Linked DNA regions of Mus musculus: regions 2 and 3 are each linked to region 1. Evidence: chromatin contacts called from ENCODE Hi-C or POLR2A ChIA-PET data. All regions are on one chromosome and are shown on one strand. The core of a region is the stretch at or near the end of the contact, and the rest is flanking DNA. Distances in the headings are between cores, read along the strand shown.

The links. A loop is a pair of places that touch in the nucleus more often than their neighbours do. ChIA-PET counts read pairs that join two places held with the same protein, here RNA polymerase II (POLR2A).
Region 2: POLR2A ChIA-PET joins it to region 1 with 19 read pairs in Patski. The contact joins the promoter of 1700039E22Rik here to the enhancer-like site in region 1. A Hi-C loop is called at or near these places in 1 of 37 maps with a recorded cell type or tissue (left cerebral cortex). POLR2A ChIA-PET finds 5 or more read pairs at or near these places in 1 of 5 experiments (Patski).
Region 3: POLR2A ChIA-PET joins it to region 1 with 19 read pairs in Patski. The contact joins the promoter of Slf2 here to the enhancer-like site in region 1. A Hi-C loop is called at or near these places in 1 of 37 maps with a recorded cell type or tissue (Patski). POLR2A ChIA-PET finds 5 or more read pairs at or near these places in 3 of 5 experiments (Patski and embryonic stem cell).

Annotation. Positions count from the first base shown.
Region 1 is chr19:44,884,899-44,888,368 of GRCm38, reverse strand. No RefSeq gene overlaps it. Among named protein-coding and RNA genes, the nearest start is that of Slf2, 44 kb to the left of the region's middle. Within about 2 kb of position 1,773, at least 1 of the 3 ENCODE cell types and tissues checked has a DNase peak (open chromatin) inside an H3K27ac peak, as active enhancers do.
Region 2 is chr19:44,834,054-44,837,523 of GRCm38, reverse strand. 1700039E22Rik (RIKEN cDNA 1700039E22 gene) reads left to right here and starts at 1,586. Exons shown (of 3, transcript NR_045315.1): 1 at 1,586-2,033. Pax2 (paired box 2) reads right to left here. Exons shown (of 10, transcript NM_001368747.1): 9 at 2,047-2,133; 10 at 1-1,554. The coding sequence ends at 1,433.
Region 3 is chr19:44,929,559-44,933,028 of GRCm38, reverse strand. It overlaps Slf2 (SMC5-SMC6 complex localization factor 2), which reads right to left and starts at 1,910. Exons shown (of 20, transcript NM_001081225.2): 1 at 1,579-1,910. The coding sequence starts at 1,718.

The sequences.
Region 1 (3,470 bases), core at 524-3,023:
TCAGATGGAGACTGTGTGAAATGGGGTACAGGGTTCCTAACTTTTACTCTCAGTCAGGGGCTCCTTGGAATTTCCCTCTTCTGTTAGCCAAGGAAGGCAGACGCTGAAGGGGGCAGCATTCTGAAGAACCCAGTGTAGCTTGAAGTGGAAGGGAGGGAGGGACAAGATGGCATGGGGGTCTACAGCCATGGAGCATCATGGACAGAGGTGACTAATTTCCCAGCTATTCATGGTGAAAATACCACATTTCATGCTTTGTTGCTGATTCATAGAAAAAAATCCTATTAAAACCCAGTAGATTATTTATACAGTTTAAACAAATGATGGTCAAACATTTTGCATGTTTTGAAAAGAACCTAGAGCTATAGTAGTCTGCTTGGACCTCGACCATTGTGTGGTAGACTTGTATGCTGGGTGTTCAGATGTTTTCAGTGGGTTGAAGTAAGGGAGAAAGGTTGGCATGGGGAGCGTGCATGGCTGTTCTGTCCAGCAGGGGGCGCCCTCTCCCAGTGTCAACACCCCCTACCTCTACCTCCGTGGATTGGCAATGATTTCATATATCCTTTTTGTTTGGTCATGCCTTCTTTTCAACTCCTGGACCTGATTCGAGTTCATCCACAAGGACTTTGGGTACACCTGACTGGGGCATTGTGGCTGGATTCGTACAACACCAGTACTCCCCGGTACTCACAAGGCTGTGTTGTGTACAAGCGTGTCTCTTGTGTCTCTGTGGAAGTTGTGAATGTGGCCGTGCGTGTGACCCGTGTCTGTTGACTGATGTTATTTCCCCTCATCTTAGTCAAGGTCACAGGTCTCTCTACCTTCCCATAAATCTGGCCTCTGGAACACACATTTGCATGTGTGCATACATGTACACAGGCTATGCCTATGGACAGGGATACTGTTTTTAGAGCAGGTGCAGAGGCTTATGGGGGGCAGGGTGGGCAGAGGTAGGTGGACAGAGAGCTACAGGTCTCCCTTTCTGACAGACATTAGGGACTCCAGTCTGGGGGAAGCATGAATCCTCAGCCCTACTTTAAAGAAGGCTCGCTCGCTCGCTCGCTCGGGAACATCTTGAGGAATGCATTCGAGGTGGAGGTGGTTGAGTCCTTTATCTGGTCAGCCTGGAGGCTCATCGTGGGAACCTACTGTAGAGCCCCAGGAGCTGGGTGAGCAGACTGGAGGGAAAGCTGGCTGCCCCCAGGGCAGGGACAGAACAGTCTTCCAGCAGGTCCCTGTGCTGCCTGTCCCTGCCCACCAGGTGGTCCTGCCTCAGCAGTTTTATTACGCACAGGGAGATAATGCCTGCAGGGACCAGCTTGTTCTGAAGGAGAATGTGCACCCCCACCCTCAACCCCAAGGGCCAGCCTTAGGGGCCAGGCCCGGGCCTTGCTTGCTTTCTGGTCAGATTGCTCTCCAAGGGGCTCAGCAAGGATTACCTCTGAAAAAGCCACTGACACCCTTGGTCCTAGACAGCCCTGCATTGGGGGAAGGGGTGGAAAGAAAAGGGCTGGCGGAGAGAGGTGGGACCAAGGGGAGGGAGGGTAGGTTTCCTTGAAGGAAGACAAGAGAAAGTTTAATTGGGAAGAGGGTGGGGAATCTAAAAACAGTGGCAGATGGAGTGTCTGCCTCTCTGGGCATCCCCAACAGGGACAGGGAAGAGTGGGGGTCACTGAGGGCACCCAGTCTACTGTGAGTGCTCAGTGCTGTTGACAGATGTAGGTGACATGGATTACCTTTTGATTTCTGTTGCTATTTATGGCTGTTTGCAGGACTCTTGTTCCCATGCTAACGGAACAGCCAGGAGTCCAATCAGCTAGCTAGCTAAGGAGCAGGACCTAGCCTAGGGATATTTAATCGGCTCATCATGACCCTCTCTGTGTATCTTCTTCCCTGGCTTGCTTCTCTCTCTCCTTTTCTCTTGTTCTTTCACCCACTTCGCCTTCGTTTTTTTTTGTTTTTTTTTTTTGTTTGTTTTTTTTTTTGGTTTTTTTTTTTTTGAGACAAAGTAAGTTTTGTTATGTAGCATAGACAGTCTTTTAAAAACTCACTATTCTCCTGCCTCAGCCACCAAGTGCTGGTTCACAGGAGTTCTTTACCTAGTCTGGCTTCCTTTTTTGGTTTCCTCTTATGTTTTTGTGGAGCTGGGGACATCGGAGACTCCTGATGACATCCATCAAAGGAGCAGCCCGGCCTGGAGGAGCCAACACTACCCTCGATGTTCTCACAGCCTGCACTTTATTAGAATTTATAAGTTGCCCCGATTGAGGGGGAAAATAATTAACATCCCTACAAATATATCGTAAACAAAATATTTATTAGAAATAAATAACTCATTTATTTTACATATTTCATTTCAACAATAACATTACCCAATTTATCATCTAACATTTTTGCAAGACAACTTAACGACTTACTTATTAGCATTTCCATTTTTCACCCGCGCACCATAAAGCACGGGCGCTCCCCAAATGGCCTGGCACAAGTCGAGCCAGGAGCTTGGAAGACCCTGGGGAGGGCGGTCGGTCCTCTGCCCTCCCCATCTCTGACACACTCCAACGTATGGACGACTGACAGCTGACAGCACACGTATTCACCTTCAAACACAGATACCTTCTGCTTAAACACGTGGCCCCGATCCTCCCAGAGCAGCACCCCCAGAAGAGACACACACTAGCGTGCAAATTGACTTCATGTTTCATTCCAAACACTCAAACCTCTCTTCTACACACTAACAGTCACTCAGATGTGCATGCACACACGTGCACTTTTATACAAGATTGCCCAGGTCCATATCCTACAGCACACACAGTCAGAGGCTTTGCACAATGTCCACCACATATTTCATATAGCAGGGTACAAAGAGAAATAGCCATCTCCCCATCTGGTCCCTCAAAGTGGAATCAGGCATGGCACTCAGGAGGGACCTGAGACCACCCACCCCAACCTCCAAGCCCACCCCAGACCTCCCCGGGGACTGTTTGAGTCTCCCTCCATGTTCCTTTCTTGTTTCCCCAGCTTACTAAGGACTTTCTGGGACCAACTGCCCATGTTTATTCCAAACTTCTGCTTCAGGAGGTATTGCTGAGGAGCCTGGCCGAAGTTTCTTCATCCTCAAACTCAGGTGTGTTGTCTAGAACGTGAGGACCAGGCCTTCCACAGCTGCCTGGATTCTGGGCTGGGGATCCAAGCCTGGGGCTCTGTACTATATTCCTGGGTCTGGGTGAAGTGAGGTGAGACTTCCAGCAGATGTTCAGTATATTTGAGACCCCTACCTACCTAAGGTCAAGGTGGAGGCTACTGCTTCCTTCTTAAGCCTGGACTGGAAAACCCTTATGTTCCTACCTCAGAACTGATCTGAGGTCTGGTGGGTTCCCTGGACCAAGACGTCTAGCGGGTACCCCTAAATGCTAAGAGAATCAAGCTGTAGCGCCTCTGCCCACCTCCTCAATAATTAAGCAGTACACATT
Region 2 (3,470 bases), core at 337-2,836, 51 kb after region 1:
AGATGCAGGGCGATGAACACGGAATTACAGAGAAACAGTCAACAAAACAGGCGAGAGGTGTCCACGGGACCATGTTCGTCATTTTGCATAGAGATTTCTTTCATAATTTTTTTTTGTAACGTAAAAAAATGCCCCCCTCCCCCAGGACGTGCTGTGCTTTAGTGGGCATGTAGCTGTGTCCCCCCTCCCTCCCCCCAGCGAGCGGCGACTCTCACAGCACGGACAGAAGGGTGTATCTACAGGCAGGGGGGCGGGGGGGGGGCGGGAGGACAGGGACTCTATGGTACCCGGAGGGGCGGGGCAGAGAGGGAGGGGCTATGTACAGAGAGAGGTTCGCCTCGACAGCACACACCGTCTTTCTATAAAGCAGCCTGTTGGGTTTTTGTTTGTTCATTTTTGCAAAGACCATCATCATATTAAATAAGTGTAGACTTTTTTTTTTTTTTGAGGCTCTGTTCAGCTCCTGCCCAAGGGAAGGCTGGGGAGGGGGTGCTTGGGGGGAATGGGGCGGGGAGACCCGGATTTTCATCTGGGGCGGCTCGGTCGTCAGTTCCTTCCAGGCTTTTTGCGCCCGCAGGTTGGGAGTTTGGGATGGGAGGGTGGGGGTGGGCAGCGCATTACTGATGGGAAAAGATCAATGCTCGCAGCCGCAGCCTGAGGACACGGTTCCCGCGGTGGCCCCGACGTGGCTGCGTGCTTGGGACCAAACACAAGGTGTCGTGGGATGAGCCGAGGAAGCACAGGAGGGAAAAGTGAGAGGCCAGCAGGTGGAAGAGGCGCTGACGTAAGGGCAAGGCGGGGCCGAGAGGAGAGTCACTGCAGAAGGAGATCGCAGGCCCAAGGGAACTAGGCAGTTCAGGTGGATGAGCTCAGTTGGCGTCTGCTCGCCTTGGGTACCAGCCTTGGAAAACGCTGTCGCCCCAAACGCTGTCCCTCGAGTCCGACCCTTGCGTCCCAGTGCCACCGTCTGGGGCGGGGCGCAGACAGAAGGCGGGGTCAGCTTGGCAGGCACAGGGGGGATGGGGCAGGATTTCCCCCCTAGGGTCTCCCCGGCGGCTCCTCCTTCAGCACAAAGTCCTTTCCTTAGCTTCCCTTGCTCAGCTTCTCCAGCGAAGCCTCCCGACTCCCGGGCGTCCGAAGTGGGCTGCCCCTGGGTGGGCCACGCTGATTGTGTGTCACAGAAACGGCGCGCGGGCCAGAGGCGGGCGGGCTTCCGGACGGCGCCGCGGTCCAGGCAGGCGGGGAGGGGCGACGGGCGGGGCTGGGGCCTGAGGGTCCCACCCGCGGCTCCACCTGTCCTGTCTGGCCATCGACAGGGTGATGAGAAGGGCTGCGGGGCTTGGGGGAGGATGTCTCGAGGTGGGGGTGGGACAGGGACGGTGGCCGAGAGGCAGCGCGTCGCTTCGGTCCTCCCTCCCTCTGGGGTGGGCGGTCAGACGGGGACGATGTGGAGGCCGAAGCTGTCTGCCTGAAGCTTGATGTGGTCCCCGCGGTAACTAGTGGCGGTCATAGGCAGCGGCAGCAGCGGCAGGGGCGGAGCCCCGGGGGGCGGCACTATAATAATAAGGGGAACCTGGAAGTTAACACAGGAGAAGAATGGGCTGGGTGAGAGGACAAACAGGAGAACAAAAAAGGAAAGAAAAGCAAAGAAAAGCCCTCCCCGGGTCCAGCGGGATCAGGCCTGGAGGACTGTGGCTCGGCCCCGAGGCCAGATGCCCAGGAGTAGTGCTGCATCCACAGGGCGGGAGAGGGACAGGACAGGTGACACCCGGCTGCGGATCCCCCAAGGGGTCCGACGGCCACTGTTGGCTAAGAGCCCTCCAGTGATCAAGAGGTAGGGGAGGGAAGAGGCTGGAGGCGCAGGCGTCCTGGTGGTATCCCCAGGACCCGGCGCTGCTCTAATGGGCCTGTCTCCCTGGCCCATCCGGGTACCCAGAATTGGGGTGGTCCTGAGTGGGATCCGTATCCCGAAGCAGCCTGCGCGCCCGAGCTGGCGAGCGGGTAGGCGACCTTGGGAGCCGCCGGCCTGCCAGGTGGCGTACTCACTTAGTAAGGCGGGGTTGCTGAATCTCCAAGCCTCATTGTAGGCGGTGTACTGGGGATGGCTGTATGGGTTGCCTGAGAACTCGCTCCCTGTGGGAGGGCGGGGAACTGGAATTAGAGGCGTTCAACGTGTCCAGTTGGCCTCTTCTGTCCTGTCCTCACTAGTCCCAGTCTTGGGTGTTTCAAGCAGGGATAGGGCCCCTGGGAGCAGGCCAGAGGCCAGGTAATCCACACACTCCGAGCTCTGCATGGGGACAGCCACCATAGACAAGTAGCAGCCAGATCCCTGCACACCTAGGCATGGAGGGAATCTGTGGGCGGGTTTGTGCCTGGGCTCTCCTGCAAGAGATCGCTGCCCAGGAAGGGTTTGGTCTTGGTCTGGCTGCTCCCACTTAAGTAAATTGGGAGCTGAGAGCTTTTACAGTGGACACTGGCTTTAGGGATTCTACAGCATGAGAGAGGGGGAAGGTGGAGCAGGAAGGCCCCTGGGACACTTTGTCCCAGAAAGCCCTAAGAATGGCATCTCAGAGCTGTGCCAAAGCTAGGCAGGTGGTAGTGGTGGTGCCCTCCTGGGAAATAACCCCTCCCACTTTTCCCTCCTGAGGTTCAGTACAAGGGCCACGTAACTGGGGAAGTGAACTGCGGGAATCCACTGGACTGCTCGCAGGCTCAGGAGCAGTGAGCAGTGGAGGGCACAGTGGGTTGGGAGCCTTCGGGAGCTACCTCCCTCCCTCCAGGAGGAGAAAGGCCAGGCCTATGGGTTTCCCCCCTGGCCCTTTCTCCTGTGTGATGACCCCAGACTGTTTACAGTGATCCCTAACCGCGGGTTAAGTAGAGGAGAAGGGGCCCCACTCCAAGAAGGAGCTGGGTGGGGGTGGGGGATGCAGCCACTGGAAAGCCTGTTTATTGACGAGGAGGGAAAGCATGCGTGCAGCAGGATAATGAGCTTCTGAGCTCAACTGTGACCAAGAGGAACTGAGCTATCTCCTTCCCCATCGCTAATGAAACAAGTGTAATTTCCTCATCAGCACTAGATTCTGTTTAACGACTCCCCCCTTGCCACCATGAGCTCTCTGCGGCTCCCCTCATCCCTACCTCCCTGTAGACTCCCCACCCCCCACCTCCCCACTCTTTCCTCACCACCACCACCCCACCTCCCTAAGACCTCCTCCAGCCTCCACCTGCTCACTGCTGGGATCTTCTTCCAGAGCCATCCCTTGCTCCCCCACCAACAGCTTCTACTTGCCTTCTCCCAAGTGTGAGCCCCAATCCCTTCATCCGCACCTCCAACTTCTCTCAGTCAGCCCTATTCTCTTAACAGGCTGTAACGGGCTCCCCAGTTTCTCAACCCTTACTCAGGGCCGTGCCTTGATGAATAAGGCCAATCCAGCTTTCTGTCCTCTCTTTCTCCCTCTACCAGTGAGGGT
Region 3 (3,470 bases), core at 661-3,160, 45 kb before region 1:
AGAGAGCCAACAAGCAGTATCCCTGAACATTCCTCCACTGAGCCAGTACTCAAGACGGCAGCCTGAGCAATCCAAACCCAAGGCTGATCTCCTTCTCTAGTGTACATTTTACTGGTAGCATTAGAAGAGCAGTGACCATCTTTCCTGGTTTACCTAGACTCCACCAGTATGTTGAGAGAACCTAAATGATGAGTGACAGGTTATGGGAGAATACATGCATTTGTTTACAGAAAGTCAATTACATTAGGTAAATTAACTCTACCACTGAGTAAAGGAAGAAATACTAGTGAAGACACATGATGTGCCTATTTCTGGCAGTGGAGAGGTGCAAAAGAACCCAGAAGCAGCAAATTAAAACCAAGATATACTTATATTTTTACTAAAAATTAACATCATACCCTTCCCCTAAAGTATTAAATCTAATACTACTCTCCAATACACCTGAATGGAAAAATGACTTTTGGTAAACCATGAAACTATAAACGAACTCTGTAGAGGTAAAATAATTGTTTCCTAAGTTCAAGCACACAGAAATATCCATTACTTATGTATAACTGGTTAAAAAAAATTATGACAGTTTTACAAGCCTTTAATCTGAAAGTGCTGGAACCAAACGTGTTAGAATTCTCAATTTATTGGATTTTGGAGGGGAAATAACTTGAATGTATTATGTGCAGCCCCCAGCAGGATCTGGCGCTGCAACCTGTAGCCAAAATATTACTATTTCTCCAGCAAAGCTTATCAACACTCACACTCAGTACCACCCACAAACCTTATATTAGCTCTGATCAACCTGGCTTGGCTGCCAAGGCGGCTGTGGTAGGAAGCAATGAAAATAGTTGTTTTTCACAGCCTTCTGTCCTTCAGAATTAAGATAAAGGATTGTGAATCTGTGCTACAATATTAAAGCATAAACTTAAAACGTCTGTTACCAATTCTTAAAAAAAAAAAAAAAAAGACAGTACCAAGTTCGTAGATAATTTGAATGTTTTATTGTCAGAGGATGTCATATGATGAAATTCTCCATCATTACATAGCTCCCAGAAAATCCTTACCATATAAAAAAAGAAAGGAAGAAAAAGGAAATAGAAAAAGAAAGGTCTGTTGGTGAGGGAGAAAGTCACTCAAAGAGAAAACAGGCGCATTCCAAAAATGTTTTTAGTATGAATGGTCGTGTACACTGTACTATTAAGTAATTCGTGGGTTTTCCTTATCACATCTTACATAATTAAACTCAAGAAACCACCAGGATCAGAACGATCTAAATAGAGGCTTCGAGAAGGGAGGGCCCCAGGGCAAGCGCTCGAAAAGGAGAAAAACAACCTTCTACCTAAAGCGGGCTCTCCGCAGCCATCTAGGCTGGTGGTCACTAGACCAAAAGCAACACCTCAACTACAGAAAAGGAGACTTCAACTCCCAGAAGCCCCCGCGCGGAGGCGGGGCGAGGGCTTGCAGGCCCCAGAACATCAAGGCCTGAGCTCGCTGAGGATGGCGGGAACTGAAGAGCAGCCGTCCGTAGTCCTCCCCTATACCCGTGCCCCCGCGACCCGGCCCCTTCTCAAGCCCTCTGCACTGTACCTGTCCCCAGGACTCTCTGTTCTTTTTCCCGCTGCAGCAGGGGCGGTACTACCGGGTCTCAGATGGCAGCGCGGGGGCGACGACCCCGGGGCTGGGGATGAGGGGAAACCTGGCCTAGCGGGCATGCAGCGCCTTGTCATGTCGGCGCCGCTGGCGACGGCGGCATGAGCTGTGGCTGGAGAAGCTGGGTGCGTGGTTGCCGTCTTGCTGCTGGGACTCGGGGAGGCTGTCGGTGCAGAGGTGGGCGGCACCCCCTACTCTCTTCATGGCGGTTCTCTCTTCGGAAGTGACTCCGGTGTGAGCGGGAAGGAACCTGAGGACCATCAGGGGGCGGGCCTTTCTTGAGGTGCCGCGTCGCGATTGGCTGACCTGAGGGTCACTCTGGTGGTAGCGCAATAGAAAGCCTCCGCCTGCCGGGAGAGGGCGGGTTTTTTGGAAGGGGGAGGGGAGATTGAAAACTGCCCTCCCCGGGCCCGTCACGTGCGCCTGGGGCGCGCGCCTCCTCGTCGGGGCCGCGGCGGCCTTGGCCGGTGCGTGGGAGTGGGAAAGAAGAGGCAGTGGCGGGTGTTACGACAGCTGGCGACAGCCGCCTGATCGAGGGCTAGGGGTGAGATTTGCAGAAGTAAAACCGAGCCTGCAGCTGTCTGTAGTGAAGATGGCCAACATTTGTGACGATTGTGCTACAGCTGCCCTAATATTTCATAGTCACTTTGGCATCTTAGGCCAAAATGCTGTCACCATTTCCTTTCTGTTCCTTCTCTTATAATGTGATTTGACCGTTCTGTGAGGGATCTTCTATACTGTGATATAGTTGTTCCGTTTTTTTGTTTTGTTTTGTTTTGTTTTGTAAGGGAGGGGGCGGGGGAGCACTCAGTCATTGAATTAGACATTTTTATTCTGTCAAAGCGTTTTGTCTCTAATGGGTTTCCCCATGAAGTCGCAGCACATAGACTTCTTTTCCTTATCAGTAAAGGACTTGTGCTTTGAAGAGGCTGTTAGGTTGGATTTCTTTAAGTTTTTATTTATGTATATGGTGCTCAATTTGCATGTATGCCTGAATGACAATAGAGCATGAGGTTGTGAGCCACCTTAGGGTTGGTGGAATTGAACTCAGGACCTCTGGAAGTAGCAACTAGTACTCTTAACCACTGAGCTATCTCTCCAGCTGGGTTTTTTTGCAGACCGAGGAACTGGTCAGAGTAATTTAAAACTTCACTTCCCATGTGTATAGAATGGGTATAGTTACTCACTTCTCTGGGTAATTTCCCTTGTCCCCCCCACTTCCCCCCCCCCCCCCCACACACACAGGGTTTCTCTGTATAGCCCTGGCTGTCCTGGAACTGACTGTAGACCAGGCTGGCCTTGAACTCAGAAAAATGGCCGGTCTCTGCCTCCCAAATGCTGGGATTAAAGGCGTGGGCCACCACTGCCCATCTTCTCTGGGTAATTTTAAGTAATAAAACCCAGCAATGTAAACAGGTTTAGATTCTCTCGTGTAATTGGTACAAATACAAGATTCTCTTTCCTTTGGGCTTCAGATTTCCTGCAGTACCCGGCCAGTTTTTTTTTTTTTTTTAGGGAAGGCTTGTAATCCTATTGTAATCCTAGTACTTGGGAGACGGAGGTGGAGGGTCAAGAGAGAAGGCCGCGGCTGTGCTGATAGTTCATGGTATAAAGGAACTTGCTTTCATGACCCAGGACCACATGGCAGAAGGAGAGAACTGATTCAGTGCGGTGAGCTATCCTATGACGTCTGTCAGCGTATACACACACGAAATGAATGCAATAAAAGATATCTTTTTAAAGAGAGAAAGAAATAGACATTGAGTCCAGCCTTGACTATGTAGCAAGATCCTGTCTCAAAGGAACTAAAAAAAAAAAAAAAGAAAAGA